3 separate regions of the Mus musculus genome follow, and all the other regions are linked to region 2. A link is a loop called in an ENCODE intact Hi-C map of the cell type or tissue named here. Cell type or tissue: heart. All regions are shown on one strand. Links, peaks and the distances in the headings refer to the core of each region. The heading gives the core; the rest is flanking DNA. Region 1 overlaps Myo18b (myosin XVIIIb). Region 2 holds the start of Tmem211 (transmembrane protein 211). Region 3 overlaps 2900026A02Rik (RIKEN cDNA 2900026A02 gene).

Region 1 (10,403 bases), core at 738-8,737, 350 kb before region 2:
GGAAGGGAGGGGAGGAGGGTTAGGAGAGAAGGGGAAGGGAGGGGAGAGAGTGAAGGGGAGAGGGGGAGAAGAGAGGGGAGGGGAAGGGAAGGGAGGGGAGGGGAAAAGGAGAAGGGAGGGGAGAGGAGGGGGAGGGAGAGAAGGAGGAGGGGAAGACAAGAGAGGGGAGGGGAGAAGAAAGGAAGAGAAGGGAGGGTAGGAAATGGGAGAAGAGGGGAAGGGAGAGGAAGGGAGGGAAGGGTAGAGTCTCTGAGACAGTCCAGGAAGCTGGAGACTGAACTTGGGACAGGCTGAAAGGTTCTATTCACATAAAGAACCTGTACTGCCACCCCTAAGCCAGTAGTTCTCTGTGGGTCATATGACCCTTTCCACTGGGGTTGCCTAAGACCATGGGAACGTTACTATTCGTAACAGTTGCAAAATCACAGTTATGAAGTTGCAATGAAAATAACTTTATGGTTGGGGGGTCACCACAACACAGGGAACGGTGTTAAAGGGTCGGGGCATTAGGAAAGTTGAGAAGCACTGCTCCAAGCCCTTTTGAGACAAAGGTTAGCACTGAGCAGGCCCCTCAGAGGGTGAAGTCCACCGACCTGTTCCACACCCCTAGGTCAGATCAGGATGATAATGGGCAAACAGTACAAATGGAACACAGAATCACTTCTCAGAACACGCCCTTCAGTCTCCACTGGCCAACAAGAATGGACTGGGGATGGGGACTCTCTGCCCCATAGCAGCTACTGGTGCCATCCTCATCTCAGCCTCTCCCCTACCTCCTTGCTTACCTCGAGAATGAAGTAAAACTGGCTGGTGGCGGGAAAGACATGAGAAACAAGTGGGACTCCCCTCCCCAAACCCCAGGCCAGCCTGAGCCCACTTACCAAGCGTGAACCCGTCCTTCTGCACCAGCCAGACTTTCTGTGCCTCGTACCATCTATCCTCATAAGCCTGGGAGCAAAAAGAAGGTCTCCTAACCAGCAAAAACCACCAGCCCAGGGTTGATGTAGGGACCCCTAACCTCTCCCGCAGGACCTTTCAAGAAGCCACCAGGGCACGGCCTGAGAATCTACACATGGTGCCGGCACAGAGAATTGTGGGTAACAAGGGACGCGGTAACCACTAAGTAGTAATAGGCGAAATCTAGCCTGGGGAGGGGCCGTGTGGGGCCTAGGGACCTAGCTCTTCGGGAGTACACTCCTGGGGAGTGCTGGGCTGTGGCTAGCCCTATGTCCACCCCGTAGCCTCCCCTATCCCATCCTTAGGGTCCACAGCCCATCACCTGGTCCGAGTCTCCACTCTGGCCCCCTCTATCCGGGTCCTGCAGGATCTGCTTCTCCTCCATAGGCCTCAGCGTAGAAAGCCTTTCCATGACGACCTCAGGAATGGACTCTACGTGACCTTCTGCCTGAGGCTTCACCACATCCACTTCTTCCTCTGTGCACACACGGGGCTCCCCGGCTCCCTGCACCCTGCTCTCTGGCTGGCCGTCCCTCTTTGCAGCCTCTGCTGATATCCCCGTTGTAGGAATCCTATCCGGGGCCTTGCAGCTTTCCTCAGGATTCTGAGTCTTCGCTGCCACCCCAGGGAGCTCTCGGGGTTTCCTTGGTGTCACCAGCTTTTTCTGAGGTCTCCCCACCTTTCCTTCCATCTTCACTGGAGCCTCCTGCTGCTGCCCCGTGGGCCCTGCTGGCTGTCCCGTGGGCCCCGCTGGCTGCCCCGTGGGCCCTGCTGGCTGTCCCGTGGGTCCCGCTGGCTGCCCCGTGGGCCCCGATGGCTGCCCCGTGGACTCTGATAGCTGTCCCGTGGGCCCTGATGGCTGCCCCGTGGGCCCTGATGGCTGCCCTGTGGGTTCTGCTAGCTGCCCACAGCTCCTGTCTACCGCTGGGCTTTGCAAGTCGCCGGTCTTCTCATCCTTACGATGTGACTCTGTTACTCTGTCCTTGCTCTGAGGACTGTCCCACTTGCTTCTCCAACCCAAGAAACCTCCCCACTTCCTTAGCGGGACTGGGGGTTCCACAGGTCTGACTTCAGCCCCTGCAACCTTGGGCTCATCCTCTTTTTCCATCTTCTTTGGGGGACCCCCTCCTTCTTTCTCTGCTGTTCCCAGTTGCTCCTTGTTTCCTGCCTCCTGAGCTTGGGACCTGGTCCCCTGCTCCTCTGTGCTCTGAGACTCACCTTCTTTTTGCCCGATGGTCTGGGGGTCCCGGCTCCCCTTTCCCTCTGTGCCCTGACATTTCCCACCCTTTGTGCTTTGGCCTGTATCTCCAACTCCCCTAGTCCTAGTCTTCTCAGGCATAGAAGGCTGGGGGGCAGAGGAAGTCCCCGTGGTCACCCCTTTCTTTGTCCCTCCAGAATCTTTGGCTGGAGCTGGGGTCTTGTCCACGGGGACATCACGAGGTTGGACCTTCTGATCTGCCTTGGCCAACTCTGGATCCAGCTTGGCCACCATCAGCAGCACATCGCCCCTCCTCACGCCCCTCTTGAAGGGCAGTGTCCTTTTGGCGGGTGTTCCTGTGGGACCTGACTCCTGAGGTCTCTCCCCACTAGTGCTGGTCACAGGTGTGGAGTCCTTGTCACCAGCCCCCGGGGGCTCCTTTCCTGGAATGTCTGCGCTGTTCTGAGTGGTGGATGAGCTGTCCTGGGAAGTCTGCTGGCTTCCAGGCTTGGGGACATTGTTGGTCTTGTTGGTTTGGTTAGTTGGAACTGCTGGGATCTAGGAAAGAGACCATAATGTGCTTAGTTGCTGCATGACTGACCAACAGCCAATCATTCCCAGTTTCACCCACACAAAGAAACCCAAGCCCTTCTGACATCCTCAGAATCTGTGCCTGACAGTGAGGTTCAGCCTAGATAGCGGCTGAGGGTCCACAGAATCAGGGGGAGGAAGGTAGACTCGGGAATCCAACAAAAGGGAGTTTAATGCCACTCTGCCTCTTTTCACTGTGTGGTGTTGGGTAACCTCCTTCTCCTCCTCTCTGAGCCAATTTCTTGACAATAACACAAGGATCATAAAGACCTGCCATGCAGGGTGGATATAAAGACTGGTGGTGGCCCAGCACACGGTCAGTCCTCAGTAGCTGCTGTAGATATATCTGTTATATTTCCATCTTGTAACTGGCTGGTTTTCTGTGTCAACTTGACACAAGCTGGAGTTATCACAGAGAAATGAACCTCCCTTAAAGAGGTACTTCCATGAGATCCAACAGTAAGGCATTTCTTCAATTAGTGGGTGGGAGGGCCCACTGTGGGTGGTGCCATCCCTAGGCTGGTAGCCTTGGGTTCCTTAAGAAAGCAGGCTGAGCAAGCCAGGGGAAACAAACCAGTAAGTAACATCCCTCCATGGCCTCTGCATCAGCTCCTGTTCCTGACCTACTTGAATCCCAGTCCTGACTTCCTTGGTGATGAACAGCAATGTGGAAAGTGTAAGCTGAGTAAACCCTTTCCTCCCCAACTTGCTTCTTGGTCGTGATGTTTGCCCAGGAATAGAAACCCTGACTAAAACACATCTCAACCCTCCAGATGAGATCATCAGTAAGGATACGCATTCCCATCTCAGTGCAGGTGTGGGGCAACTTCGGCCCATTGTCTCCTATCTTCTGTGAGCTTAGGCCCCTCCATAACAGAAGCGTGCTGTGTGGAGTTTTGCGAGCTGAGTGTGAAAAGCTCTTCTGTGATCTCAAGAGGAGGAGATGGGAGGAGGGGCACAGTTTCCACTCCAGCCGTCCAGGTTCTCAAACCGACTGCCCATCCCATACAACCTCCCAGTCATCTATCACCCATCAGCCAACTGTCCTTTTACAACTGATCAAGACACTGGTGGCCACTGATCAGGGCATTGGTGGCCACCCCAAGTCTACTGGAAGTCCATGAACACACCCTCGGTTCCTCCAAGCCTTTTCAGGGTCTGTCTGTGTCCACTCGCCTCACTCTCTGGCCACACTGGATACCTCCTAGTTCTGGCCCACCCACCCATTCCCTATGCCCTCATGTTTGTTCATGCTGGTCCTGATGGCCAGCAGGCATACCTTTTCTCCACCCCTCCTGTCCACTCTGTTTCCTATATCTCACCTGCCTGCTCTCCCAGGCAGCCCCAGAAAGAGAGCTTTACACGGCATGGCTCTGCCTCTACCTGGCCTGGTGACCTTGAGGAAAGTGTCTTGACCTCTCTGTGCTTCAGTCTCCACCTCTGAGAAGCAGGTGTGACTTCCGTCCCCATTACTGTTTTAAACAGTGCCACAATCACTAAGTGAACATTGGTGATAGACAGGAACATTTTACAGGACCACTTCCTATCCGAGATTTAAGTGTGGCCTCTGTTTATTCCTTAAGTCAGACAGGAGCAGGCACAGGGCCCAGCCACCCTGTCAGTCTCTTCAATGAGACCCAACTGCTGTCCCCACAGCTGCTTCCAGTCAGTTGTGAGTGGCTTGCTGACACAGGGAAGCCCCTGTCATTAAACAGGTGCAAGCACGTGTAGTGTAAATGGGCCAAGGAGGAGGAGGGAGCAAAGATGGAGCCAGGGTGACACTCCGGATTTAAGCCAACACCTGGTTTTTATAATCCCTGGTCCTCTCAGCCCAATTCTGCCATAACTCTCTTTGCCTCAAGAGGGCAGTATAGAGGCAGCAGGAACTGGTGCCCTGTCTGCCTAACACAGTTTTGACTGATGATGCCCATCGATACCAATCAGAAGGAATAGCAGATGAAGCAAGCATCCAAGATCTACAACCTAGCTGGGATAAAGCCTTCAGTTGTTGGATAGTGGATGTTCCAAGAGACTTGGAAGGGGCTGAGAGACTTGCAGCTGGAGGACACTGGTGTGTGGGACCACCAGCTCATGTGCCCGACCCAGAAGGATGCCAATGCTTCAACATCAGGCTCTCCGAGGAAGGGACATGCCAGCATCTTTTCCGCTTTAATGAATGAACAGAGACCAGCCAGTGGCCAGGCCTATAACCACGGCCACTCAGGAGACTGAATGGGCTGAAATAGAAGTTCCAGGCTGGCCTGGGACAAGGAACTAATTCAGAGCATGAGAGCTACTTTCAGGGCACAGCTGAGCGGAAGGCAGCTGCTGCTGTTTAGAAATTCATAGCTGAATAAGTCATGCGATTAAATGAGCTCTGTGTGGTCTCAAGGAAAGCAACCATGGGGGAGTTAAGAAAGGTAGAGCAATGTGAGACTCTCCAGATGTCGGCAATTGGAGATGGGCTTTTCAGTTTGCATAGGAGCTCAACAGAGAGAGTGGAAGAATACGGCAGGGCAGAGAGCAAAGGAGGACTGACTCAGGACAATATGAGGATATGAATGGGAAGGCGCCTGCCCCGCCCCGCCCTGCCCCATTGTGCTCTGCCCCCACAGGGCCATTCACCTCTACTTCTGGGGCTGTGAATGCTGCCGCCTTCCTCCTCCTGGCTTCTTTGGACTCTTTCTCTGTCTCTCGAACCAGCTGCTTGATGAAGCCCCCAGGGATGACAGAGAACAAGGGAGGCGGAGAGGATGGAGGGGGGCTCTTGTCTTCTTCTCGAATCTGTGTGTGGAAGCGAGGAGAGAAGTGAGAGTGAGCCTGCAGGGCCAGGGCTTCCCCCAGATGGTGTGTGATGCCCGGGTGGATCTGAGGGGAAAAGCATAAGAGAAGAGCAGAAAGGCTCTGAGGGACACCATGAGGCCGAGAGGTGTGGGGACAGAATGGACCAGTGTGGACATTAGAGGTTGTACGGGAGAGGTGGCTTCAGCCTGGAGAGTCTCCTCCTGAGAAGAACCCAAACCACCTCTCAGAGCAGCTTCTGAGATGTCAGGAGGGGTGGCTCGACACCAGGCTCCTCTGCCCTCACGCTTCTGGCCCCAAGGGGCCACTGGAGAAACCCCAGAAGAAAATGCTCTTCCCACCTAAGACAGGGATACTCCCAGGATGCACTGCACTCCAAGCTTGTCTCTGTGGTACCTCCCAGCTTCTTGAAGAAGCCTTCTGGGGACTTGAAGTAATAGATAATAATAATCAATTATTCCTGTGTGCTGGGACCACCAAGAGGCTGGGAAGACTTAACCATGGCCTATGCCACCCGTTTTCTTCGCTGTGGGTTCTGTATCCCTGGAACCAACCATGGACAAAAGTTCTTATTTTTTTTTATTTTTAAATAATAGTGTCTATACAACCAGGTGGTGGTGGCACACGTCTTTAATCCCAGCACTTGGGAGGCAGAGGCAGAGGCAGGTGGATTTCTGTGTTCGAGGCCAGGCAGGTCTGCAAAGTGAGTTCCAGGACAGCCAGGGCTATACAGAGAAACCCTGTCTCAAAAATAATAATAATAATAATAATGTCTATACAAAGGGAAGAAAAAGAATAGGAGGAAAGGAGAGGAGAAAGTAGGAGGGGAAGGTATCAGAGACCAAGGAGCCCTTAAGGAATCCTGTGGAAAAGGAAGGATAGCCAGGTTAGGTAAGAGCCATTGTCCAGGTCTCTGTAGTGACCAGAGGTAGATTCACAGAAACCCTCTAGCACTAGACCGGCAGCCAACAGTCCACCTCTGCACCCCCTCCACTCTCTCCTCCCTCCTGCCTCAGCCCTCTGTCAGGCTGCTGTGGGCTATAGATGCCACACTACCCCCATTCCCAGCCTCCTGCTAAGGGATGGGAAGGAGTCAACAGATCCAGACCAGGCAGGCACAGAGACAGAAGACCATCATCATTCCCTGCCTGAGGTACGTGTGGGTGTGTGGGTGTGAGTCAGGCCACCCAGGCCACAGCCCCTCTTGCCAGGGTAGAGTCTGGCCCTGTGACCCCAGCCCCCCAAAACACAACTTTCCTTCTGCTCCCACAGGGCAAGGCGTGACGAAATGGCCATGGTGACACAGGTAGCTGGACTCGGGCGATGACGTTGTGCTTCTGAGTGCTCCTGGCAGGCGAGGAGTGAAGCCTTACAGACACATGGAGAGCATGAGGTGAGTGGACACAAGCCAGACACACTGAATAGGAGAGAGAGAGAGAGAGAGAGAGAGAGAGAGAGAGAGAGAGAGAGAGAGAGAGAGAGACTGGTTAGCACCGGGCTCGGCTCTGCTCCCACCACATCATGAATGAAAAGATACTACTCCATCTTCTGCTAAGACCGTCATCCGTTCCCATGACAGTGGGCCAGCCATAAGGCTGCCAGTCACTGAGCAGACAGTGTGTGAGGCACTCCTCCTCTCAACCCTGTGCCCTAAGGTCACATCTCGGGAGAGACATACACGGTCTTGTGTGTGTCTCTCCAAGGCGCTTGCACAAAGACGATGCCTGCCTAAGCAGCGTGGAGATCGAGTTCCAGAAGATTCAACATGACTCAGTCCAGTGGAGATGAAGGGCATTTCAGCTGAGGAACAGGATTCCTTCCAGAAAAGGCGCTTTCTGGAAGGAATGTGCGTGTACTGGCTGGTTTTGTGTGTCATCTTGACACAAGCTGGAGTTGTCACAGAGAAAGGATCCTCCCTTGAGGAAATGCCTCCGTGAGATCCAACTGTAACGAGTTTTCTCAATTAGTGATCAATGGGGAAGGCTCTAGTCCATGGTGGGTGGAGCCATCCCTGAGCTGGTAGTGCTAGGTTGAAAGCAGGCTGAGCAAGCCAGGGGAAGCAAGCCAGTAAACAGCACACCTCCATGGCTTCTGCATCAGCTCCTGCCTCCAGGTTTCTGCCCTGCTTGAGTTCCTGCCCTGACTTCCTTCAGTGATGAACAGCAGTGTGAAAGTGTAAGCTGAATAAACCTTTTCCTTCCCAACTTGTTGTTTTGTTTTGTTTATCATGATGTTTTGTGCAGAATAGAAACCCTGACTAAGACAGTGCAGATTATCCTGACCCAAATGTGTGAAATCCATCCCAGAGAAGATGGCCATTTGTAGGACGGTGAAAGGTAGCCTGTTTCCCAGTTGAACTAAGGCTAGAAGCCCCAGTGACCCTAAAGGGATGAGGGGTGCTACGCCTGATTCCCGGGCTCCAGGCCCCTGTCACTAGCTGCAGCCCTCCATAGATTTGTGGCCATCAGTCACATAAGGGCAATGCCCCAAACCCATCCACAGGTAGAGGACATGACTTGTGGTCACATAGGCTCAAGACAGATCTCCATTTTAATGTTACCTACAGGCCTGAAGACTTAGCTAATCAGCTTTCCTTCCCAGACACTCCTTCCTGCAAAAGGTATTTAATCTCAGGCCCGCCCTGAGAAGTGAGGTACGGTTTAACTCATCCACTTTCTGCCATGATAATAAATGTCTTAAAAGCATGGACTGCCTCTTTTCACCAGGGTCCACCATGGGGAGTCATGCAGAAGGCCTTTGCCTATAGAGCCTCTGTCTAATCTCCCATAGAAGGTCTCTCTGTGCCCCAAGTCACAGCTACCAACAAAACCAAGCCAAAATCAAGTCAAGGACTCTTCCCAAGGGACCAGTCGGAGCTTTCTACCTTTCCCTTTCCCTTTCCCTTTCCCTTTCCCTTTCCCTTTCCCTTTCCCTTTCCCTTTCCCTTTCCCTTTCCCTTTCCCTTTCCCTTTCCCTTTCCCTTTCCCCCTGGCTAGATCCAGCCTGTGGGCCCCCACTCCATTCTCAGCTCTTCCTCGGATCCCAGTGGCACCAGGATGTTTGAGAGCCTGAGAACCAGATGGCCCCAGCCTCCTTGCAAGCCCAGGGACCCCTGAGCCAGCTCTGTGTACCCCCCACCTCAGACTGTGCTTCCCCACCGCGGGAGTGGTATCCCAAGGCTTCCCTACAGCCCAACATCTGCCCTGCAAAGTTGTGGGGTAAGGGCAGTCAACTTCCCTAGTACTGCCTCCCTGAGTGGCCATGCTCTCTGGCAGAGTAGACGCGGGGACCCCACAACCCTACAGTCATTTGCATCAAAATCCCAACATGATTCTACACACAGACACACACACACACACACATACACACCACCACCACCACCAACAACAACAACAACAAAACAACCACACTCTTCAGCTTTATATTGAAATCCAGGACAGCTGAAACCACCCTGAATATCAAAAGAACTGCTGGGGGGCTCAGCATCCCCAGTGTCAATCTGAACTTCAGAACTGGACTAATTAAAACAGCATGGCACTGACACAGAGACAGGCATGCTGATCAGTGGTCAATAGACTCAAACTAAAGACTTGGGCCTAAGTCCACACACCTATGGACACCTGAATTTTGACACAGAGTCAAAAAATGAACGCTAGAAAATAGACAGTGTCTTCAATAAATGCTGGTCAAACAGGATGTCTGCATGCAGAAGAATGCAAATAGATCCATACTTATCATCCCGTACAAAGCCCAACTCCAGATGGATCAAGGACCTCAACATAAGGCTGATACACTGAGTCTGACAGAAAGGAAAGTGGGGAATAATCCTGAACCCATGGACACAGGAAAGAACAGAATACCATTAGCATAGGCACTAAGATCAACAATTAATAAATGGGACCTCACGAAGCTGACAAGATCTTGTAAGGCAAAGGACACAGTCATTCGGGCAAAGTGGCAGGCTACAGAATGAGGATAAGCTTTTTACTAACTACACATTTAATAGAGGGCTTATATCCAAAATGTAATAAGCAGCAGCAACAACAACACAAAACCTAATATCAAGAAAACAAATAACTCAAGTAAAAATGAGGAACAGAACTAAGCAAAATTCTCTAAAGAGGAAACATGAGTGACTGAGAAACAGTTAAAGACATGTTCAACATCCTTGGTCATCAAGGAAATGCAAATAAAACTACTTTGAGATTTCAGCTTTCACCTGTCAGAATGACTCATGCTGGGGAGGATATGGGGACAGGGGACACTCATGCGTTGCTGTGGGAGTCCGAATTCGTACAGATGCTATGGAGATCTTTGTGGTATTTCCTTGGGAAGCTAGAAATCAATCCACCTTAAGACCCAGCTATACCACTCTGGGGCACAAACCCAAAAAACACTTCATCCTCCCCCAGAGACGCTTGCTCAACCATCTCCACTGCCGCTCTGTTCACAATAGCCTAGATGTCCATCAAGTGATAAGCAGATCAATCATTAAAATGTAGCACATTCACACAATAAAATATAATTCATAATACGTATATGTCATCCTGAGTGAGGTAACCCAGACCTAAGAAGGTGAATATTGTATGTGTCCTTTCATGTATGGATGCTAGATTCTCAGCATTCAGTATGCCCACTACAATTCAAAAAAGCACAGAGGTTGGCAACCTAGTAGCCATTGTCTATGGCAATGTTCTCAACGTTCCTGATGCTACATTGTCTCAATTTGTGGGTCATGACCCCTTTGGGCCAGTTTGTAACAATGGAAATATATCCAGCATATCATATATGTATAACTCACAACAGTAGTAAAATTACAGTTATGAAGTAACAACAAAATAATTTTTATGGTTGG
Region 2 (10,403 bases), core at 1,282-9,281:
TCATATCGACCACTATGGTTTTGGTTTTTTTCTTTCTTTTTATATTCCTTTCTCTTAAAAACAAAACTATTTCTTTTATTGTTAGATATATGTGTATATGTGCACGTAAGTGCAGGTGCTGACAGAGGCCAGAAGAGGGCAACAAATTCCCAGAAACTGGAGTTGGAGGAAGTTGGACACCATGTTGGAAATTAACGCTAGCAGGAAGGATGGATGAGATAGGGGATTTACGGAGGAGAAACTGGGAAGGGGGATAACTTTGGAAATGTAAATAAATAAAATAACCAATAAGAAATAAAATACACCATTGCATACACCAGCAAGATTTTGCTGAAAGGACCCTGATATAGCTGTCTCTTGTGAGGCTAACACAGAAGTGGATGCTCACAATCAGCTATTGGATGAAACACAATGGAGTAGCTAGAGAAAGTACCCAAGGAGCTAAAGGGGTCTGTAACCCTATAGGAGGATCAACAATATGAACTAACCAGTACCCCCAGAGCTCGTGTCTTTAGCTGCATATGTAGCAGAAGATGGCCTAGTCAGCCATCATTGGGAAGAGAGGCCCCTTGGACTTGCAAACTTTATCTGCCTCAGTACAGGGGAACACCAGGGCCAAGAAGTGGGAGTGGGTGGGTAGGGGAGTGGGACAGGGAGGGTATGGGGGACTTTTGGGATAGCATTTGAAATGTAAAATAAGAAAATACCTAATTAAAAAAAAGAAACAAAATAAATAAATTCTAGGCTTACAAAAGTGATGCATTCCACCACTAACGAGCTCCTAATTAAAAAAAAGAAACAAAATAAATAAATTCTAGGCTTACAAAAGTGATGCATTCCACCACTAACGAGCTCCTCGTGCTCCAGTCCTCTTCCTCTCCCCAGAGGCTCCCTATGTTGTTGCTCAGGTTTGAGCTCCTGAACTCAACCCATTCTCTCCTCAAGTCCCTTCCTTTACCCCAGTAGCTGGAACATCTCTGGAACGCTACCCTGCCAGCCTATGCATCTTTGCTAAGTACCTTTTCTATGCTGGGCTCTGGGGACTCCGCTCTGAGGGAGCTGATGGATCCAGGTTCTCACGGGACTTCACCAGCATTAGGGAGAAACATCGCATGTGTAAATTGAATCATATTTATGACTCATGCTCCCCTGAGAAATGGGACATGGTTTATTCCTTTCTTTTGTTTTGTTTTGTTTGAGACAAGGTTTCTCTGTGTAGCCCTGGCTGTCCTGGAACTCACTCTGTAGACCAGGCTGGTCTCAAACTCAGAAATCCACCTGCCTCTGCCTCCCAAGTGCTGGGATTAAAGGCGTGCGCCACCACTGCCTGGCAGGTTTACTCTTTTATTGTAAACCAGCCCAACCTCAAGAAAAGAGACAGAAACCCAAGCAACAGTGTGGCTTCCAGAGAGCTGTCTGCCACTCTCCTGCCTCCTCTCTGCCTCCTCTCTGCTGCTGGTGGTGGTGGTGATGTGTGTGTGTGTGTGTGTGTGTGTGTGTGTGTGTGTGTGTGTGAACAGCTCATACAATCCTTTGAATTTTGACCCTTTGGAAGTAAGGGCTACTGCCTTGCATAATGCCCTGGATCCACCTGAGGCTTCTCTGGTCCACAGTGACAGAGCCCAGCAGTGTTATGGGTCATCTGGATGTCATAGACACAGTTATCAAGTGGAGCTACCCCAGAGAATGTCAAATATGACTCTACTATTCCCGGGGAACAGGGGAGGCTGGGGGGTGAGTCTTTGAGGGAGTTCAAATGGTCAGTCTGCAAGATGAAGTTCCTCAAAGTCCACCTAAGAGCAGGGCTTTTATACAGAGTTTGTAAGTTAGTATAAAAAAATGTCTGGTGTGCTGAATATGACGTCTCACACCTATAATCCCAGCTCTCAGGAGGCAGAGGTGGGCAAATCTCTCAATTCGAGTCCAGCCTGGTCTACAGAGCTAGTTCCAAGACAGCCAGAGCTACACAGAGAAACTGTGTCTTGAAAAACCAAAACCTATAAGAACATATTAAATAAAGTTAAGTTTAAAAATAGTTTATGTCCACTCCTGTCTAGAAATACTTCAGAAAGGTATTTGGGCGCCCACCTGATTCATAGTGCCTCTACCTCAGGGCTGGGACCTAGTAGATGCCCAATGAATAGATGTGTATGAATAGCCAATCTGTGATGCCCCACTATGTGCCCCATCTCTTCCAGAAACTCTGAGAATCTTCCCGTATCTCTTATGCAAATCACTTCTTACAAAATGCTACTGCACAGCCAGATGTTTGTTATTCTCGGCTCCCCAGACAAGGGTGTGTCCCCACCACACTCACTGCCAGTCTGTCTCTGAATATAAACTCCAAAGGGAACAAAGCAGTGTCTTTTCCAACACACCCAGAGACCCCAGACCTAGATATGTCCCCTGTGACTACCCCGCCCCATTCCTCTGTCAACTCAAGCCGAGCTGAGGAAACACTGAAGCAAACCAAACTACAACTCCCAGAAGCACCTGGGTCCTCGTGGGGCAGGGGAGGGGAGACTTCCTGGGAGACAGGTTGGACTCCTCCACATTCTCTTGTGCTTGCCAGGTGAGAGGCTGCCAGCCACACAAGCCCAGGGATTACACCCTGAGCAGGGAGTGTCAGGTTCCACATTCTACCTGGAGCCAGAACCCCAGGCTTGTTCATTCTGGTACACAGAGGACAGTACACCCCAGGGACTGTCCTAGAATCTTTTATCAGCCACCATCAGCCTCCTCCGGGAAGTCTGTAGAGATAGTTCTGACTAACAGCATTTGCAATAACAATGGAGATTCCACGGTGGCTTGGCCCAACCTCAGTGCAGGGGATCCTGAGCGCCCGGGTGGTCAGGGGGGGCTGCGCACAGTGTGCTTCATGTGTCCTGGGGGGTGATGCTGTTTTATCTGCCCTACCGACTGGGTAGCCCTGGAAACCACAGCTACCTAGCAGGGCCCTGTTTCAGCTGTTCTTGGCTTTTGCTTTATTTCACGGCCAGGGTTTTAATACAGCTAGTCTGAAACTTGTGTCAATCCTCCTGCCTCAGCCTCCCAAGTGCTAGGATTACAGTCCTTTGTCACAAATGCCCAGTCTTTAGGTGCGGAGGATCAGACCCAGCTCTTCCTGCTGACCAGGCAAGCACTCTACCAACTCAGTCACATCCATAGCCCTTCCTGGTTTTTGACGGTAAGAACCAATCTGCTCTTTGAAATGCTTCCTCTTCCCTCCAAACCTCTGCTGCTGCTGTAGTGCATTGCACTACTGGGAGGACCTTACCCTCAGCTGATCTATGTATAGCTCAATGACCATGTAACGATTCAAATACTGAAACAGAGCTGACCCTCAAGAAGGAACCGCGCTTAGAGCCAGCATCATCACAGGACACAATTCAGGGCTCTTGGTCACCAAGGATAGGCCCCGTTGTGGTTCGAGTGTGAACCATTCCCCCACAGGCACAGACATTAGAATACCAGTATCTCTATCTGGTGACACTGTCTGGGAAGGTTGAGGAAAATTTAGGAGAGCAGTTCTCAACCTGCGGGTCACGACCCCTGAGGTGGGTCATTTAGGAGCATGTGGCATATCAGACTTTTGCATTATGATTCGTAACAGTAGCAAAGTTTTACAGCTATGAAAGTAGCAATGAACTAATTTTATGGCCGGGGTGGGGTGGGGGGGTCAGCACAGCATGAGGAACTGTGTTAAAGGGTCGCAGAGTTAGGAAAGTTGAGAATCGCTGCTCTAGGAAGGAGAGGAGAGGAAGTGAGTCACTGGGGGAAAGGAAGGCCTTGGGGTTTCATGGCCTGGCTCTACTTCCTGTCCACTCTTTGCTTCCCCAGCCGGACTCCGACTCCTTGGCCACCACACTCCCCCCACCCCCCGCCCCGCCGTGATGGGTTGTGTCCCTAGGAAAGTGTGAAGCCAGAACAAGCCTTTCTCCACTAAGTTGCTTTGTCTTGCTATTTATTACAGACCCTCCCTCTCAGAATCATCCTTGGACTCCGCCTCCCGTTTCCATGGTAACACACTGATTTCGTAGAAAAGGGAGAGTGTCCCGGGGCCTCTCCTCAAGATTTGATTTTCCTGAGGCCCAGGGGAAGATGGATTTTTTTTTTCTTCTTTAATTAATTGAAATTTATTCTTTTAGGGGTTTTGGGCAAAAGGACAGGGACCTGAATCATACCTCCAAGCCGGGAAGAGACGCAATCTAAATTATGGTTCTGAGACAGCAGGGACACCATTATCCTCTCGCGATGTCTCACTTGCTCTGCCAATCACCTGAGTAGGAAAACAGAACCCGAAGACGCGTTGGATGATGGCGCGCAGGGGGCGGGGAGGGGGGTTGAGGCGGAGAGTAGGGGTCTGTGGCTCACTGGACAGCGGTTACCAGCCCTGGGTTCGATCCCATCTGGGATGCTGCAGGGCTGCATGGTAGGGTGGAGGCAGTGGGTTATCCGCGGCGTCAAAGAGAAGTCAAGGTATGCCTGGGCTAAGTGAGACGGTGCTCAGAATACAATTAAGCGAAGATGGGAAAAATAACTGTGCCTTTAATGAGATGCACGCTCATATAACCCAAACTGCACCCAGGCATGCTGCGGCTCAGATCCTCCTGGATGAGCCTGCCCGCTGTCTGGATTCCTACCTGGAAGCCTGCTCCTGGAGGTAAATGGATGCTCCAGGCATCCCCAGCTCCTGTTCCTGCTTTCCTGACCTGTAACTGACCAGCTCTGACTCTCCACCCCCCTCCTACAGGCAGCTACTCCCTCCAGCCCACCTGACCTGCTTTCTCTCAAACTCCTCTAAAGAGTTTCCTTCTAAATTTACCGGGCGACAGATAATCCACAAAGGAGACCCCGAGTTCCCCAGTAGAGATGATACTAGTGAAACTAGCGGGGTACCAATCCAGGGGATTCTGCTTCGAGGGCCACAACCCTTCAAGAGGTGATGTCTCTCCAGCCCTCACCCGCAGAGGAGGGAGCTGGAACTCATTCACATAGCAGGAAGCTCGGTCTGGCAAACAGAGCCCCAGGCAAACTTGGGCGTGTTCGGGCGTCTTTGGGAAGGTGATCCCAGTCCAACAGGAGCGAGGGAAGACAGACTTGGAGAAAGGGAAGGGAAGGGAACAATTACAGGAAATGCTCGGTGAAGCTGGCCAAGCCTCAGCTAGAAGCCATGGGAATTAGCCCACGGAAAGAAGGTGGAGTGAGCGCGCCCTCTGCTGGCGCATCCTGCAGCACTGGCTTCCTATGAAGCCAGTGAGACTCGGGGTGGACGCTTGGATACCCAGTTTGGACCCCAGTATTTAATAGTAGCTCTGGGACCCCTAGCGGTGCCTTCTCCTACCCAGGAAACCATCCCCTCCTCCCATCCTATTTGAGACTGGAGTTGCCCTCTCAGTCCAGCCCATCCGTCAGCCCAGAGTGAATAGCTATTGATTTCAGGAAGGAAACCTTGCACGGGTGAGTACACACTCTTCTCGGACCAGCGCCTCACGTGACCCTGCTCTGCTTACCCACCTGAATGTGACCTTTAAAGGGGAAGACACCTTTTTAAAGCTCACAGATTTACATTCCAGGCCAGAGCTTCTAAGCCAGAGCTGGATGAGGGGAGGTCACATTGTAGAGGTAACCTTGAAGAAGCCTGACCCAAAGTGATGAGGGAATATCAGGGGAGGAGCCGGGCTGGCCTCAGGCACTGCTTAGGGGCCCTGGGAGCCCTAGAACCACACACTGTCGTGTGCTCGTGTCTCTGTGTGGTTTGAAGCTTGAATGTGGAACACAGCCACAGTTTAAAAATCATATGTTCAAAGGAACCCATCCCTCCAAACGTCAAGCAGCCCTGTTGTAGGCCAGGGATCTTGTAGTTGGGGAAACAGAGGCTTTGAGCCATTGTATTGTTTGTCCCAGGTGACAGAGCCAGCAGGCCTGGTTGAGGCATATACTAGTGAAAGAGACCATGTGTTGAAGGACCTCAGGTCTCGCCTGGGCAGCCTGGCCATCTCTGTCTCTATGTATCTATCCCCTATCTGTCTATTTGTCTGTCTGTCTGTCTGTATATCATCTATCTATCTATCATCTATCTATCTATGTATTTATCATCTATCATCTATCGATCATCTATCATCTATCAATCAATTTATCTATCATCTATGTATCTATTTATCTATCTATCATCTATCTACCTAACATCTATCAATTAATTTATCATCCATCTATCATCTATCTACCTATCTATCATCTATCTACCTACCTATCATCTATCAATTAATCTATCTATCATCCATCTACCTATCTATCATCTATCAATCAATTTATCTATCATCTATCAATTATCTATCTATCATCCCTCTATCTCTCATGTATCTCTCATCTATCTATCTCTCATCTATCTATCTCTCATCTATCTATCTATCTATCTATCTCTCATCTATTGATCATCTATCTGCCATGCACATGGTTCAGTGCCACAGCCTCCTGTTCAGCCACTGCTTTCTCTGATCCAGCTCTTATCACTCAGGTCCAGACTCCAGGCCAAAAGCCCTGGGGATATCTCACACACACACACACACACACACACACACACACACACACACACTCCCTCTCATACCTTCAGCAAATCTGGTCAGGTTGACTTTCACCTCCATGGTTGCTGCACAGCTTGACCACTGTTTGTCCATGCTGGGGCTCCACCACCCCATCACTCTGTATTCCAACCACCCGAGAGGCCTCTCTGCTTCTGCTGATGTGCCCTGCATGTGCTGGCCTCAGGGCCTTTGCACCTGCGCCACACTCAGCCTGTAGTGCTCTTTCCACACCTACACACAGCTCCCCCATCTCCACCTTTAGGTCAGACTTGGCTTTCTCACAAGGCTTTGTAAGACCCTTCCACACAGATTATCTCTCTATCCCATTGTTTCCTATGACACTGCCTCACATCTGCTTCATATATTGATTTAGTTCCTCAACATCTCTCTTCCTCAGGCAGGGGTGGGATCCACAGGAGAGAGGCTGTGGCTGTCCTGACCCGTGTTCAGTTCCTAGCACCCAGGAGGGCTGGAGAGATCGCTCAGTGGTTAAGAGCGCCAGTTGCTCTTCCAAAGGTCCTGAGTTCAAATCCCAGCAACCACATGGTGATTTAAAAAAAAAAATGAGGTCGACCTAGCATCCAGGATAGACCGTAGCATGTACTAGATGCTTAATTAGTATGGTGTGGGGTGGAAAGATAATAGGATAGCTACACACATGAGTGGGTGGGAGGAAGGGATAGAGAGATAGATGCTTATAGATAGATGATAGACAGACAGACAGTGATAGAGATAGATACATTGATAAATAGACAGGTAGATGGATAGACAGGTAGGTAATACATAGACATCTAGATGATAATTAGATAGTGGGATGGTTTGATATGCTTCACCCAGGGAGTAGCACTATTAGGAGGTGTGGCGCTGTTCGAGTAGGTGTGGTCCTGTTGGAGGAGGTGTGTCACTGTGGGTGTGGGCTTTAAGACCCTCATCCTAGCTGCCTGGAAGTCTGTATTCTGCTAGCAGCCTTCAGATGTAGAACTCTCAGCTCCTCCTGCACCATGCCTGCTAGATGCTGCTATGCTCCCACCTTGATGATAATGGACTGAACCTCTGAACCTGTAAACCAGTCCCAATTAAATGTTGTCCTTATAAGACTTGCCTTGGTCATGGTGTCTGTTCACAGCAGTAAAACCCTAACTGAGACAGACAGACAGATAGACAGACAGACGGATGGATGATGATGATGGATGGGTGGATGGATGGATGGATGGATGGGTGGATGGGTGGATATAGAGGCCATTTGTCTTAAGGTCCTGTTTTGTTTACATGACCCTAAGTTCCTTTAAAAAAACAAAAAACAAAAAAAGCAAAAAAAAAAAAAAAACCCCTGAGCCCGGCAGTGGTGGTGCATGCCTTTAATCCCAGCACTTGAGAGGCAGAGACAGGCAGATTTCTGAGTTCGAGGCCAGCCTGGTCTACAAAGTGAATTCCAGGACAGCCAGGGCTATACAGAGAAACCCTGTCTCGAAAAAACAAACAAACAAAACAAAACAACAACAACAACAAAAAAAAACCCTGATTATGTCATGTTCCCTACTGTGTTCTGTTGAGGTTGGGGGTCACTGTGAGATCAGGACTTAACCATTGAGAGACTGGGATCCAAACACAGTCAATCTATGGTCAAGGATGTCCAAGTCCAGAGAAGAATACAACAGCTTCACATGGTAGCTGTCCAGCTGCCACTTCTGTGCCCCTCTGACCTGGGGAGCAGGACCTTGGCTCTTGGACCATCTTTGTTCTCTGGCTGGAGCTGGTGGGACAGTTGCCGATGCCCTAACTGTGGTAAACTGGTGGTCACTGGCATGCCCAGCCTCTGCCTTAAACCCTCCACATCTCCAAGAACTTGAGGCTGAGAGGCAGAAGCCTCAACTGTACCACCTGTGAATGGAACAGTGTCCCTCACCAGCTGCTAGCCCAGGTTCCTTCAGCTGTAGGGACCAGCAGGATGACTCTACAGGTAAAGGCACTTACTGCGGAGCCAGGTGGCCTGAGTTTGATTACTGGGATGCATGCTGGGACACCCTGCCCCTCCACTAGACAGAGGAGAAAGTTTCCATTCTGTTTTCTTCAGTCTCCCTGTAGGTGGACTCCGGTAACTGGAGCCTGGCCGGATGTGCTTTGGGGTTATAAAGCCTCACTTAGCTTTCTGGGCACCTGTTCCATTGCAGTGATTTTCTCAGGTGACTAGTCTTTTCAAAGGCTCAGAAACACTGGAGCAGCCCAGGACAGTGGAGGGCGGGGCCGTGGGGCTCCATTCCATAGTCTCCTGGCCTAGAATTACACCCCTGAGATCAGCTGACCCATGGGAGGTGTGGGTTCTGGTGAAAGGGCAAAACCAAGTCCTTTGTCACCCAAGGGATGACTCCTCACGTACTGCCTAACAGCCTCAGAGAGATTTCTAATCTCAGAGTGAAAAGCTCCCTCCACTTGACCATGCCTTCTTTTTCCACCCACCTCTACCTGCCTAGCTAGAGGCACATCCCCTAGCCTGGCTGCTGTGTGCCATGCCTAATGCTGGGATTTCGGTGCTCCTTATAAACATGGAGAAACAGGACCATCTTGCCCAGGATCCCAGGTGAGGGGTGGGGTTCCTTGCCACGTTTAAGTTGCTGACAGATGTTTCAGAACCCCAGACTCCTGCCACAGCAGCTCCAGGCCATTCGCCATTGTTGGGGACCCCCAGAGACAGCTCAAGCAGGCCTCTGCTACCTCCTCCAGCACCAGAACAAGTGGGCACTCCTTCCAGCCTGACAGAAGTGCATCCATTGTTATTTAGGTAAGACTCTGCATTAAACCCCTTGCTTTTTGGTTTTCAATTTAATCTTTAGAAAACTGGTCTTGATTGCCTGTCATGACAGGGATATGCCCCTCAAAGATCCTTGATGGAAATTTAACACTCAGATTCCTGTGTTGATGGTGTCTGGAGGTGAGGCCTTTGGGAGGTCAAGGTGGTAGGATAGATGTGGTCGGGAGGGTGGGTCCCTAAGATGGTTAATGGCTTTGTAAGAAGAGGAGAAGAGGGTTGGGGAGATGTTCAGTCAGGAAGTGCTTGCATTACAAGCCTAAGGACATGGGTTACCCCCCCCCCCACCAGACCCCATGTAAAACACCCAGGAGGTGCTGAGTGTAGGCGCTGACCTTTATTCCCAGCATTCAAGGACAGAGACAGGACCATCACTGAGTTGAGGCTACAGAGCCCAGGATAGTCAGACCCTGTCTCAAAAACCAAACAGACAAAAGCCAAGCGTAGTGCATGCCTGTAATCCCAGCACCGAGGAGAAAGGAGTGGGGCTCAATAGTCAGTCAGCCTAATGAACAAGCACCAGGTCCCAATGAGAGACCCTGCCTCAAGGAACAATGTGGAGGCTCCTGATGAACCACACCTGAGGTTGACCTCTGGTCTCTGTATGCATGTGCCATCATGTTCATTCATGCCCACCATGAAACACTGGGCAAGAAGGGGGAGAAAGAGATGGGGAGCAAAGACTAGACATCTTGCTGGATGCCGAGCAGATGCTCCTCAGTGCTCCTGGTCTTCTCAGTCTCCCATCACCATGAACCCAGATGAGCTTTTTTTCTTTATAAATGACTTAGTCTGCAGTATTGTGTTATAGCAACAGAAAGTGGCCTGAGACAATGCCAAGGGGTCATGGGTCCATATTGTCAGGAGCCATCTAGGAAAGGTTAAGGCTAGCAGATAACTTTCCTAGAGATGCCCCACTGTTTTTGTATGGTCTGTAATGGGTAAAATTCTGAGTTGCAAGGCCATCGGAAATCTCAAGTCAGGATTGATTTTTATTGCTGATATGCCTTCTT
Region 3 (10,403 bases), core at 1,639-9,638, 51 kb before region 2:
AGTAGAGGCCTACAACCCTGTCCCTGTCCACCAGGGAGGTGTGTCAGAGTGTTCAAGGCCCTGTCAGGGCAGCTTGCCAAGCAGGGCAGGTGTGTCTGGACTCCTGAGGGCAGGTGGCAGTGGCTGGGACCCCTTCCCTCCCTGCTGCAGGCCAGGGCTCACCCGGGCTGCGTTGCTGTGCAGTGTGTGTCCTTGTGTTGGTCACCTCCCCTATCTGAGCCTCAGGTTCAGAATCTCTAAGCTGGGGTCTCCCTAGCACCTTAAGATAGAGAAAATTCCTTAGAAAAGGGCCAGGCCACAGGCTGACCAAGTGTTATGGTCAAGTGTCAAGGCTGACCTCTAGCTTCACATGCACACACACACACACAAACACACCCCTACCAAAACCACTGTGAGGACTAGTCTTGGTTGGCAAGTTGACTATATCGGGAATTAACTAAAACCCAAGTGACTAGGCACACCTGTGAGGGACTTTTCCTCAGTTAAATCATTGGAAGTAGAACACCCACTTTCTTCCCTTGGGTTTCCCGAGACAGGGTTTCTCTGTGTAGCCCTGGCTGTCCTGGAGCTCACTCTGTAGACCAGGCTGGCCTCGAAGACCAGCTGCAACATCCAGCCTCGTGGACTGAGCAGCTACTAGATGCCTGGACTTCCTGGTGGCAGACAGCCATAGTTGGACAAGCTGGACTGTAGCTTGTAAGCCATTCTAATAAATCCCATATATGGGATCTCATATAGATATGAGCAAGATTCATTTAGTAAGTTCTATATGATCCAACCTGTACTGGCTGGCTTTGTGTGTCAACTTGACACAGGCTGGAGTTATCACAGAGAAAGGAGCCTCCCTTGAGGAAATGCCTCCATGAGATCCAGCTGTAAGACATTTTCTCAATTAGTGATCAAGGGGGAAAGGCCCCTTGTGGGTGGGACCATCCCTGGGCTGGTGGTCCTGGGTTCTATAAGAAAGCAAGCTGAACAAGCCAGAGGAAGTAAGCCAGTAAGCATCACCCCTCCATGGCCTCTGCATCAGCTCCTGCCTCCAGGTTCCTGCCCTGCTTGAGTTCCTGTCCTGACTTCCTTTGGTGATGAACAGCAATGTGGAAATGTAAGCTGAATAAACCCTTTCCTCCCCAACTTGCTTCTTGGTCATAATGTTTTATATAGGAATAGAAACACTGATTAAGACATGACCCTCATCCTGCTACCAAGGATCACCCTCTCCACTTCAGCTCCAATAATCTCTCACTCAAAACTGTCATCATCACCATCATAATCAAACGAAATAAGTCCCAAGACCTTTGTTCCTGTCACCTGCCTCTGATTCTTTGACATGCTCCACCCTGAGTCACTTCCTCAAAGAAGCCCTTGCTGGCCTAACAAGAAACAGCCCCCCACATCCCTCTCCCCAGTCCCTCCTCCTCTCACACCCCTCTTCCCAGTCCCCACTCCCCCATATCCCTCTCCCTGCGCCCCCATCCCTTTCCAGAAGTCTGTGGCACTGTGGAAACCCCAGAACCCCAGTAAAGCCTTGTGACTTTACTGTTACAGGAGGGGCTGCTGGGTAAACTGTGCCCAAGGTCAGGGTCCACACTGAGTCATCTTGTTCTATAACCCCTTGGAGATCATAAACCCCGAGCAGAAGGGTGGCCACCCCTGAGGGAGGAAGCACCACAGGACCAGGCGAGGTTATTTCCCATCGTCCCAGGCCTCAGCTAAAACCCCTGAGACAGCAGACATCTTCCTTTCCCAGGAGGGCAGCTCGCAGGTGCAAACAACAGAAAGCACCTGGCCGTGCGGGTGGCACCCACAGTGTGGGCAGAGCATGTGGCCGCCTCCCTCTGCCCTGCAGGGCAGCCGGTGAGCAGTCCCATGACCAGCAGTGCTGGGTGGGGCAGTGCAGATATACCAATCAATCAGCCCTGTGGGTCCCCAGCTGGCTTAGAGTGTGACAGACAGAACAGCCATGGCCAACCCTAGCTGAGCCCCGGGTGTCTCCTGTCCTGAAGGGGCTGCAGCAGGGTGCTGGCAGGGGATTGCACACACACACACACACACACACACACACACAGAGGCACACAGGCACACACTGACAGCCCACCCAGCATAGTCCTGGGAAGGGCCCAAGTTTCAGGCAAGGCATGTGGGCCCCTGGTCTAACTATTCTTAATGCTGTGTGGCCTAAGGCAGGTGGCTGAGCCCCTCTGAACCTTAATTTTCTTTTTAGCAGGATGGAATGTGTTTGCTTGAATGGCAGGGGAGGTGGGTGGCTCTCAAGTAAGGGCAGACAAATCCCAAGGCAGGTTCAAAGCACAGAGATTGGGCGCCAGAATGTAGCTTGGCTGGCAGAGTGCTGGTCTGGCATCTATCAGGCCCTAGGACTCACAAACGGGGCATGGCCGCACACACCTGTACTCTCAACACAGGAGAAATAGTGTGTGAGGTTATCCTTGGCTACACAGAGTGCTTCAGGCCAGGGGAGTGAATGACAGCATGAAGTTATGGACAGACTGATGGCCGACATTCACCAGACAGACTAATGGACCACATTCACCAGACAGACTAACAGACAGACATTTACCAGACAGACATTTACCAGACAGACTAACAGACAGACATTCACCAGACAAATGGACAACATGCGCCAGACAGACTAACAGACATTCACCAGACTTTCCTGAGCACTTCAGGCAAGCACAGAGCCGTGACTGAATCCCTAAACTCTCCTGGAAGGCTACCCTAACCAAGTAGGGTCCTCTCTGTGGGCCTCGGTTTCCCCCTTTTATACCAAGAAGGGGGTAAGCAGGAGAGGAAGAGGAAGAGGGAGAGGGAAAGGAGAGGTGGAGATGATAGGAAGGAGCTTCCTCGGCCAAGTATTAATGAAAAGACATTTGCTCTGTTCCACAGGTGAAAATGAGTCCCCAGAGTCACTGCGTGTCCATCACAGGCTGTGGGAGGAGCCAGGAGTGGGCTGGGCACTGCTGCCCCCTAGTGGCTGCTTCCCAACCCTGCAGGCCTGAGACTGAAGAAAGCCCAGTCCTGCAGGGCTGAGTTGTCCCACAGGCCTCAGGCACGGCTCGTGGGACTCGGAGGGAGCCAGAGAGAGGAGCCAAGGGAAGTCACCCAGGGCTCCTGGGGAAAAAAAGGGTCCTCAAAGACACAGAGAGAGGAAGAGGAGCCTCAGCCAGGGAAGCCTCCTGCAAACTGGGAGGGGGGAGAGGGGGGCTATAAAAATGCTTTCAAACCTCTCTCTCTCTCTCTCTCTCTCTCTCTCTCTCTCTCTCACACACACACACACACACACACACAAGTTCACACTGATCAGATAAAGGACGTGGTGCCACCGGAAAGGAGCTGGAGACAAGGGTATGAAAGAAATCTGAGAAAGGGAACCTTCAGAGAAGACCACACGTCACAGACCTGTGGAGTCCCCACAGGGATCTATGCACCCAGGGCCCCTCAGCAGATCCCTAGTGGATGCCCCAGTGTAGTGAAAAATATTAATTAATCCCAGCAAAGGATATTTTTCCCGCCTTAGACCATTTATGTTCTCAGATGGAAGACACACGCAGCCTTTATATTTTAGGCAGCACAGTAGCTGGTCAGCTGCTTATCCTCCATGCTGTTAGAGTCTACCTTCCCATCGATAACCCCAAGCTATCACCTATTATTTACTATGGTCCATCTGGGCCACTCTCAACTCCAACCAGGCCGAACTCTGGGCCACGTTCTCTCGGCCCCTAGCCCATGGCAGCTCTCCTCCCTCCTGTATGTTCTTTTCTCCCGTGACAGCTCCTTCTTTCTCCTCCCTCCTTGTTCTGTTCTCTCTCCTGCAAGCCCTCGAACCCTCAACCCCACCTATGTCTCTTCTGCCCAGCTATTGGCTGTCAGCATCTTTATTCACTAATCAAGACTAACTCAGCGGAGGCAGGGTTCCAGGGGCTACCTGCAGACTCCAGACTTGGGGGCCCGCACTTAACATTACAATAGACAGTAAAAGACAAAACCTCAACACCCCAGACCCTGTCACCCGAAGCCTACATTAAGAACAAACAACCCCCATTTTACAGATGAGAAAACCAAGACTCAGGAAAGTGAAGTCTCTTTCCCCAGACCATAGACGCTGAAGGGCACGTGAGTCAGAACCCATGCCACCCTGGTCAACAGCTACTGCTTGGGCCGCACCCGCAAGGGACCTTTCCAGCAAGGAGAGAACTCAGCCTGTTCACAGACTGCATCAACAAAATCACCACCACAGGAGCCTGGGTCCGGCCTCTCGTGGGTACCGCGTGGCTCCCGGTGCCAGAGGCTTCCCAAGAAACACGGTGTACTGTAGGTCCCCCAAGCGGGGAGCTGGCTTTGGATAGCCTAGTGTCCCTCACAGGCACATTTTCTCTTGGTTGTCTCCCATCCCTCAAACTAGCGCTATGGACACGGGAGTCACCAGCCGGCTTTCCGGCTGAGTTTCCGGATATAAACTCTCAAAAATCTCAAGGCTGCTGAAAAGACATCTTGGTGTGAGCCCCCAAGACACGTCCGCCTGCATCAGCCAGCTGCTGGGGTTGCAGCGCCACCTAGTGCCAGAAACCCAACAGCACGGCACACACAGCACAAGGGTCTGAACCGTCCACATATAGCCACAGAATCAGCGGACGCAGAGGACGCCAGCAGGTGTCACTCACCACGAGGGGACTGTTCCTCTTGTCCTTGCAAAAGCTGTGACTTCGCCTGGGGACAGAGGCAACAGGGGACACCTGCCGTTGAGGCTGCTGGCTGTCCTGCTGACTGTCCCTCCGCTCCAGGTTCTGCAAAGATGCCTGAGATAGAAAACACAGTGAGAGCTTCAGTGGGAGCCTCTAGTCTGCTGGCCCCCCACCATCTTGCATAGGTATCACGTGACCCAACTTCACCACTGTGCGGCCTTAACCTCTGACCACAACCATCTAGGGAAGGAACAATTTTAACAGCGTTAAGGGCCTTGCTCTGAGCCTGCGTGACACAGACCAGCCTCTAGGGGGCAGGTTGCCTGGCTGATGTGTCTTGCTCGCATCCTTGCCCAGGATGGTCCTAAGGTCCGGTCCTAGTTTGAACATCTTTCCTTGAATACAAATGCAGGGAGAGAAAAAAGCCCGAAGGCATGTAATCTGGATTCTGCATTTTTCCCTCTCTCTCTGCTTAACTGGAGAACAAACATCACAGCCGACCCTGGAGTCCAGCCGCACACTTGATGCACATAAGCCAGGAGGGCCAGAGAAGGCAGGTGCCTGGCGAATAGCACACAGCATCATGAAGAGCAAGGCTACTGGTTCCTAGACCCCTTCCTCCCCCCCTCGCTTGCTCTGTCTCTCCCTGGCTCGCTTTCCTTTTTTGTTTGTTTGTTTTTCAAGACAAGGTTTCTCTGTGTAGCCCTGGCTGTCCTGAACTCACTCTGTAGACCAGGCTGGCCTTGAACTCAGAAATCATCCTGCCTCTGCCTCCCAAGTGCTGGGATTAAGCCACTGCCCGGTTCGCTTTCTTTAACATCCTAAAGCTGCTCTGAGCCTTCTCTTCTGCTGCTACCTACTGGGCTCATTTTCACACCCCAGTGGCATTAAATAAATCCCACCCGCACTTCTACCCCGACCTGTCTCGCAGACCCACGGCACTGCGGCACTGCGTAGGACTCTGGCTCTCTACCCAACCTCACACACTGCCCCCTGCTGCATCTCCTGCAACACTTTAACACAAATCCAGGACTTCAGTGTAAGGAGTACAGGACAGACGGTCAGATGGACAGACGCCAGGGCTTACAGGCAGGGATGTTCAGAAGCCCTGTCCCTGGCCTGCCCAGCCTGGTAGGGCAGATTTTACTGGAATGAACATGCACAAGAGCAAAGAGTTTACTAGATCTGAAGGTAGAAAGCTTACAAGGAAACACGGCAGCAGCTATTCATGGCCAGTGTTTCCAAAACACAACACAGAAAACACAAGAACAAAAGAGAAGTCTGTCAAGCTGGAAAACATGTGTGCATGAAGGGCACCATGAAAAAGCCACCCACGGAAAGGGAGAGACTCAACAAACCATCAGTCTCTTAGTCACACATGTAAAGAGCAACTCAACAAGAGTAGTCACAACATGTAAAGAGCAACGGCAACTCAACAACAAGGAAACAACTCAGTCAATGGTAAACGGAGCAGGAGAAAAATAGTAATTACTCCAAAGAATCATGCCAACAGCAGGACAATTAGCCCTTTAACCATAATGGGGCTGAACATCAGAACTGGGCCATACACTACATGCAACCAGCCTGGGTCACATGAGACCCCGTCTCCAAACAAAGACAACAAAAATAAGGAAGTTACAAAAGGCATGCTACACTGTGTGAGTCCTGTGAGCCAGGCTAAGGAGAGGGCAGGATGGGCGGAGGAGGATGGTTTATGAGGAGCAGGACTTCTGGGGGGGTGGCACAGGTGGTCCCTGATGGACTGTTTAACAGTAGCTGCATCTCACAGCAGAAAGAACGCAGTCGGGGGGCACGCCCTCCACCAAGGTCGATCTGAGTCCCCCAGGACACGCCCACCTGTGCTGGGTATCTCCACCATAGCTCTCACATCCTCCCCGGGGGTCCTAGGTCTCTCCTGTCACTCAGATGGCTCCTTTCCGGTCTGTCCCCCAGCTTCCTGCCACCCTCAGACTCTCGGTGATCTCCCCTACTCCCTGGCTTCAGGTTGCCTGTGCCTATGCAGCCACTGCAATGTTCTGTGGGACTGATCCAGTCAGTCACGCAAGCTTGAGCATGGCCGGGGCAACAGAGAAATTAGATTGAATCTAATTTAAACTAAATAATACATAAATAGCAGGTGCCGCCACCTGGCTTCTCCTGCCTCCTGCCTCAGACACCAAAATGCTCACCATATCTGACAAGAACATTCCTTTTTTAAAACCAAATAATATTCCACTGTGGGGCTACTCCACGCTTTATTTTCCCAGGGATCCTTCCTGAGATGGGGCCTCACCCAGCCCAAGCTGGAACTCTGAAGATGGTTTGGAACTCCTGATCGGGGCATGGGCCCCAGCCTGGCCAGCACACGTATCAGACGTTCCCAATGGACAGAGAGCAGGATGTGAACACCAGGAACAAGCCTGGACACTAAAGTGCATCGTATGGCTTAAACTTGTATTTCTTAGTACTGCTCTGTGTGTGTGTGTGTGTGTGTGTGTGTGCACGCGTGTGCGCACACTCGAGCACGTGTATGTGAAGGGGCTATGTGTGTGTGTATACTGTGTGGTGTGTGTGTGTGTAGGGAGGATGTCTGTATAGGTGGGATGTGTGTGTAGGGTTATGTGTGTTGGGGGTTGTGTGAGTGTGTAGGGAGATGTGTGTAGGGAGATGTGTGTAGGGAGATGTGTGTGTGTATACAAGGTGTGTGTATATAGAAGATGTGTGTGTAGGGTGTGTCTGTGTAGGGGGATGTGTGTGTGTATATAGAAGATGTGTGTGTAGGGTGTGTGTGTAGGGGGATGTGGGTGTAGGGGGAATGTGTGTGTAGGGGGATGTGTGTGTGTGTGTGTGTGTGTGTGTGTAGGGGGATGTGTGTATAGGGTGTGTGTGTACAGGGGATGTGGGGGGGGATGTGGAGGGATGTGTCTGTGTGTGTAGGGAGGATGTGTGTGTATAGGGGATGTGTGTATGTGTGTGTACGGGGATGTGTGCCACGTGCCACCTCACCTTCTCCCTTCATAAGGTGGTAAGACTCAACAAACCTGAGTCACCAGACATCTTTACCCACCGAGTCACCTCACCGGCTCGTTTTTTATTTTCAGGCTGGGGGTTGGGGGTGCATGTGGAGGTCAGAGCAGGGCTGTGTACAGCCAGGTTCCGCCCTCCATCAAGGGGGACTGAACTTGGGTCACCCACCTTAACAAGCAGGTGTGCACTGGGGTCAGCAGAGATCTCAACCAAAGTTACCTGTCAAGGCTAACCCCGAGGATTTCAGCCTAAGTGGTCTGGGATGCCCCCCCCCCCCCCCCCGGTCACCCTGCTGGATTCTCTGCTTTGAACCCAGCTGTCAGCAAGCACGAAAACGCTCTCTCCCATAGGAAGTGACACAAAACCAGGCTAAGCCTCATAATCCTTGTGGCTTCTGAAAGCAATCCCAAAAGAGTCGGGGCCACAAAAGATGCTCTGAGCATCCTTTCTTAACCCTCAAGCTCAGGCCTGTGGTAAGATAGCTTCACCCCACAGAGTGTAAGCTTCCCCCACCCCAGAACTCTGTGGGGAATTCACACTCTACACCCCACAGTCCCTTGACGGATAAAATCTGCCTATGCATCCAGAACAGAAATACACACATCCATGTGTGTGCGCATGCATGTGTGCTTGTGGGTCCATGTGTGTACGTGTGATTGGAATGTGTATACAAGCACATGTATCTGCGTGTTAGTGTCCATGCATTCATGTGCATGTGTGCACACGTGTGTGTGCTTGAGTGTGTGTGTTACGTGGTGTGTTTCATAGGTGTCCGTACACACCCAGAGAATATTCCTAACTCTTTTTGTTTTGTCTGGTTTTTTTTTTAAGATTTATTTATTATTATGTGTGAGTACACTGTAGCTGACCTCAGACACACCAGAAGAGGGCATCAGATCTCATTATGGGTGGTTATGAGCCACCATGTGGTTGCTGGGATTTGAACTCAGGACCTTCAGAAGATCAGTCAGTGCTCTTACCTACGGAGCCATCTCGCCAGCCTTTGTCTGTTTTTCAAGACAGGGTTTCTCACTGTAGCCCTGGCTGTCCTGGAACTCACTCTGTAGACCAGGCTGGCCTCGAACTCAGAAATCCGCCTGCCTTGCCTCCCAAGGGCTGGGATTAAAGGCGTGTGCCACCACTGCCTGGCTATTCCTAATTCTTGAGAGACACAGGAAAGTCCCAACGGCTGGAACATCTTTACCAGCTCCCCCACCCCAACCCCCATCCCTGAGCAAATGATCCCTTCCCTCTCTGCCCCGTGTTTGTCTTTTTAACAACCAGCATTCTGGGCACCTCTGTGGCTTCTTGTCTTCACTCATCTGATTGTTTTTGATCTTTAAGATCAGGAACCAGATCAAGGGAAGGAAGGAAGGACGCCCAACAATGGGATGAGGGTCAGGTCCCCAGGGACCAGCCTGTGCTAAGGAAGACCCTGACTCAGCAACAAAACAAAACAAGCCTTCCAGGAGAGAGGCCAGAAGCGGGAAGCTGGTCCGTGGATCCCTCCGCCAAGGGAAAGCTGATCCCGCCCCCCCCGCCCCCCCCCCCCCGACAACCAGCCCTCCTGGGGCCTGGGCGCTCTGGGCATCATCCAGGACCCTCTGCAGCCCAGGCGCTCCTGTTGCCAGTGGGTCCCGAGGTGCTGGCGAGCTGAGCTGCTGAGCTGCAGCGTGTCACATTCCAGCCCGGCAGTCTCTTCTGGCCCCCTCCCCCCGCTCCCACGGCAACGGGGGCGGGGCGTGAGAGCTGGGTGAGACCACCAGAGGCAAACCTTGCTGGACCATACTGCAGCTTCGGGTTCCCAACGGGGGCGTTGGGGGGAGTGGGAGGCAAGGAGCAGTGTGGGAAGAACCCACACTGGAGGAGGGAGGAGCTCAGTGCAAGTCTGGAAGGTTCCACTAGCGACGCTGAGCAACTCAGGGCTCCGGAGGAGAAACACAAGTTCGAAGCTCCAATCCCCCCATACTCCACACCATAAATGTGAGGACAATCCACATCCCATCCTTCGTGGCCAAAGCTGACTCTGTTCTCACAGGCCCCTCTAGGTGGCGCCCCTGTCTCTGACAGGCTAGACCCTGGTTCCTCTCTCACAAACTTGGGGATGAGAAACTGCTGTAATCCTTGGCTGCGCTCGACTCTGTAAACACGGCGTCCTAAAACTCCAGGGCAGCGTGGAAAGGAAGTCCAGGAACAAACCAGTCACGGGCCGGGGATTCACAGCAGCCAGAACTGTGGGAAATAAGTTCCTGGCCCGGTGTGGTTTGTTACAGCAGGAAACACTGAAGACTAGGCTGCTGCCTCTGCTGAACTGCTCAGCAAGGGCTAGGTGGGGCTGACTCCAGCCTCCAGATCTCCCAGCATGCCCTGCTCCCGGGGTCACCCATCAGGGCCTCCTCCAGGATGCCTTCCTGGGTCACTCCTCCGGCGCCTCATTGAGCATCATATAATTTCCTGACCTTGGGTTCCAGAGCCCTATCACCCAGCTGAGGTAAAAAGCTCCCCAAGGGCTGCACGCAGCTTCCTGTTTCTTCCCTGCTTTGTCATCTCATGGGATCCTGCCAGACCTGGGCTCAAGCATCTTGGCCTTTTGCTGTGTGACCTCTCTGAGCCCTGTTTTCGGGTTGTCTTATTTTACACCCGCAGCAGACCTTGTCGGCTCCCTGCCTGTTTCTC

The links. A loop is a pair of places that touch in the nucleus more often than their neighbours do. Peaks named below come from ENCODE experiments on the same cell type or tissue, not always from the same donor. Only the 100,000 strongest peaks of a DNase experiment are listed, where the experiment ranks them.
Region 1: it touches region 2 in a loop (2.9-fold over the local background); 3 of 42 quality-filtered maps call a loop at or near these places.
Region 3: it touches region 2 in a loop (4-fold over the local background); 28 of 42 quality-filtered maps call a loop at or near these places.

Annotation. Positions count from the first base shown.
Region 1 is chr5:112,872,614-112,883,016 of GRCm38, forward strand. Myo18b (myosin XVIIIb) reads right to left here. Exons shown (of 44, transcript NM_028901.2): 2 at 6,806-6,965; 3 at 5,372-5,530; 4 at 1,280-2,713; 5 at 882-948. The coding sequence starts at 6,844. Among named protein-coding and RNA genes, the nearest start is that of Myo18b, 19 kb to the right of the region's middle. In heart, for the core only: a CTCF peak has its summit at 4,604 (motif pointing right); no DNase peak of the experiment used is centred there; H3K27ac peaks cover 605 bases.
Region 2 is chr5:113,221,542-113,231,944 of GRCm38, forward strand. Tmem211 (transmembrane protein 211) reads left to right here and starts at 5,368. Exons shown (of 5, transcript NM_001033428.2): 1 at 5,368-5,460; 2 at 9,221-9,363. In heart, for the core only: a CTCF peak has its summit at 5,237 (motif pointing left); DNase peaks (open chromatin) are centred at 2,550, 3,930 and 5,250; H3K4me3 peaks cover 1,045 bases; H3K27ac peaks cover 3,096 bases; H3K27me3 peaks cover 1,779 bases.
Region 3 is chr5:113,170,526-113,180,928 of GRCm38, forward strand. It overlaps 2900026A02Rik (RIKEN cDNA 2900026A02 gene), which reads right to left. Exons shown (of 13, transcript NM_001375886.1): 6 at 4,680-4,814. Among named protein-coding and RNA genes, the nearest start is that of Gm42161, 30 kb to the left of the region's middle. In heart, for the core only: CTCF peaks have their summits at 2,987 (motif pointing left), 4,578 (motif pointing left) and 5,000 (motif pointing right); a DNase peak (open chromatin) is centred at 3,006; H3K4me3 peaks cover 908 bases; H3K27ac peaks cover 1,444 bases.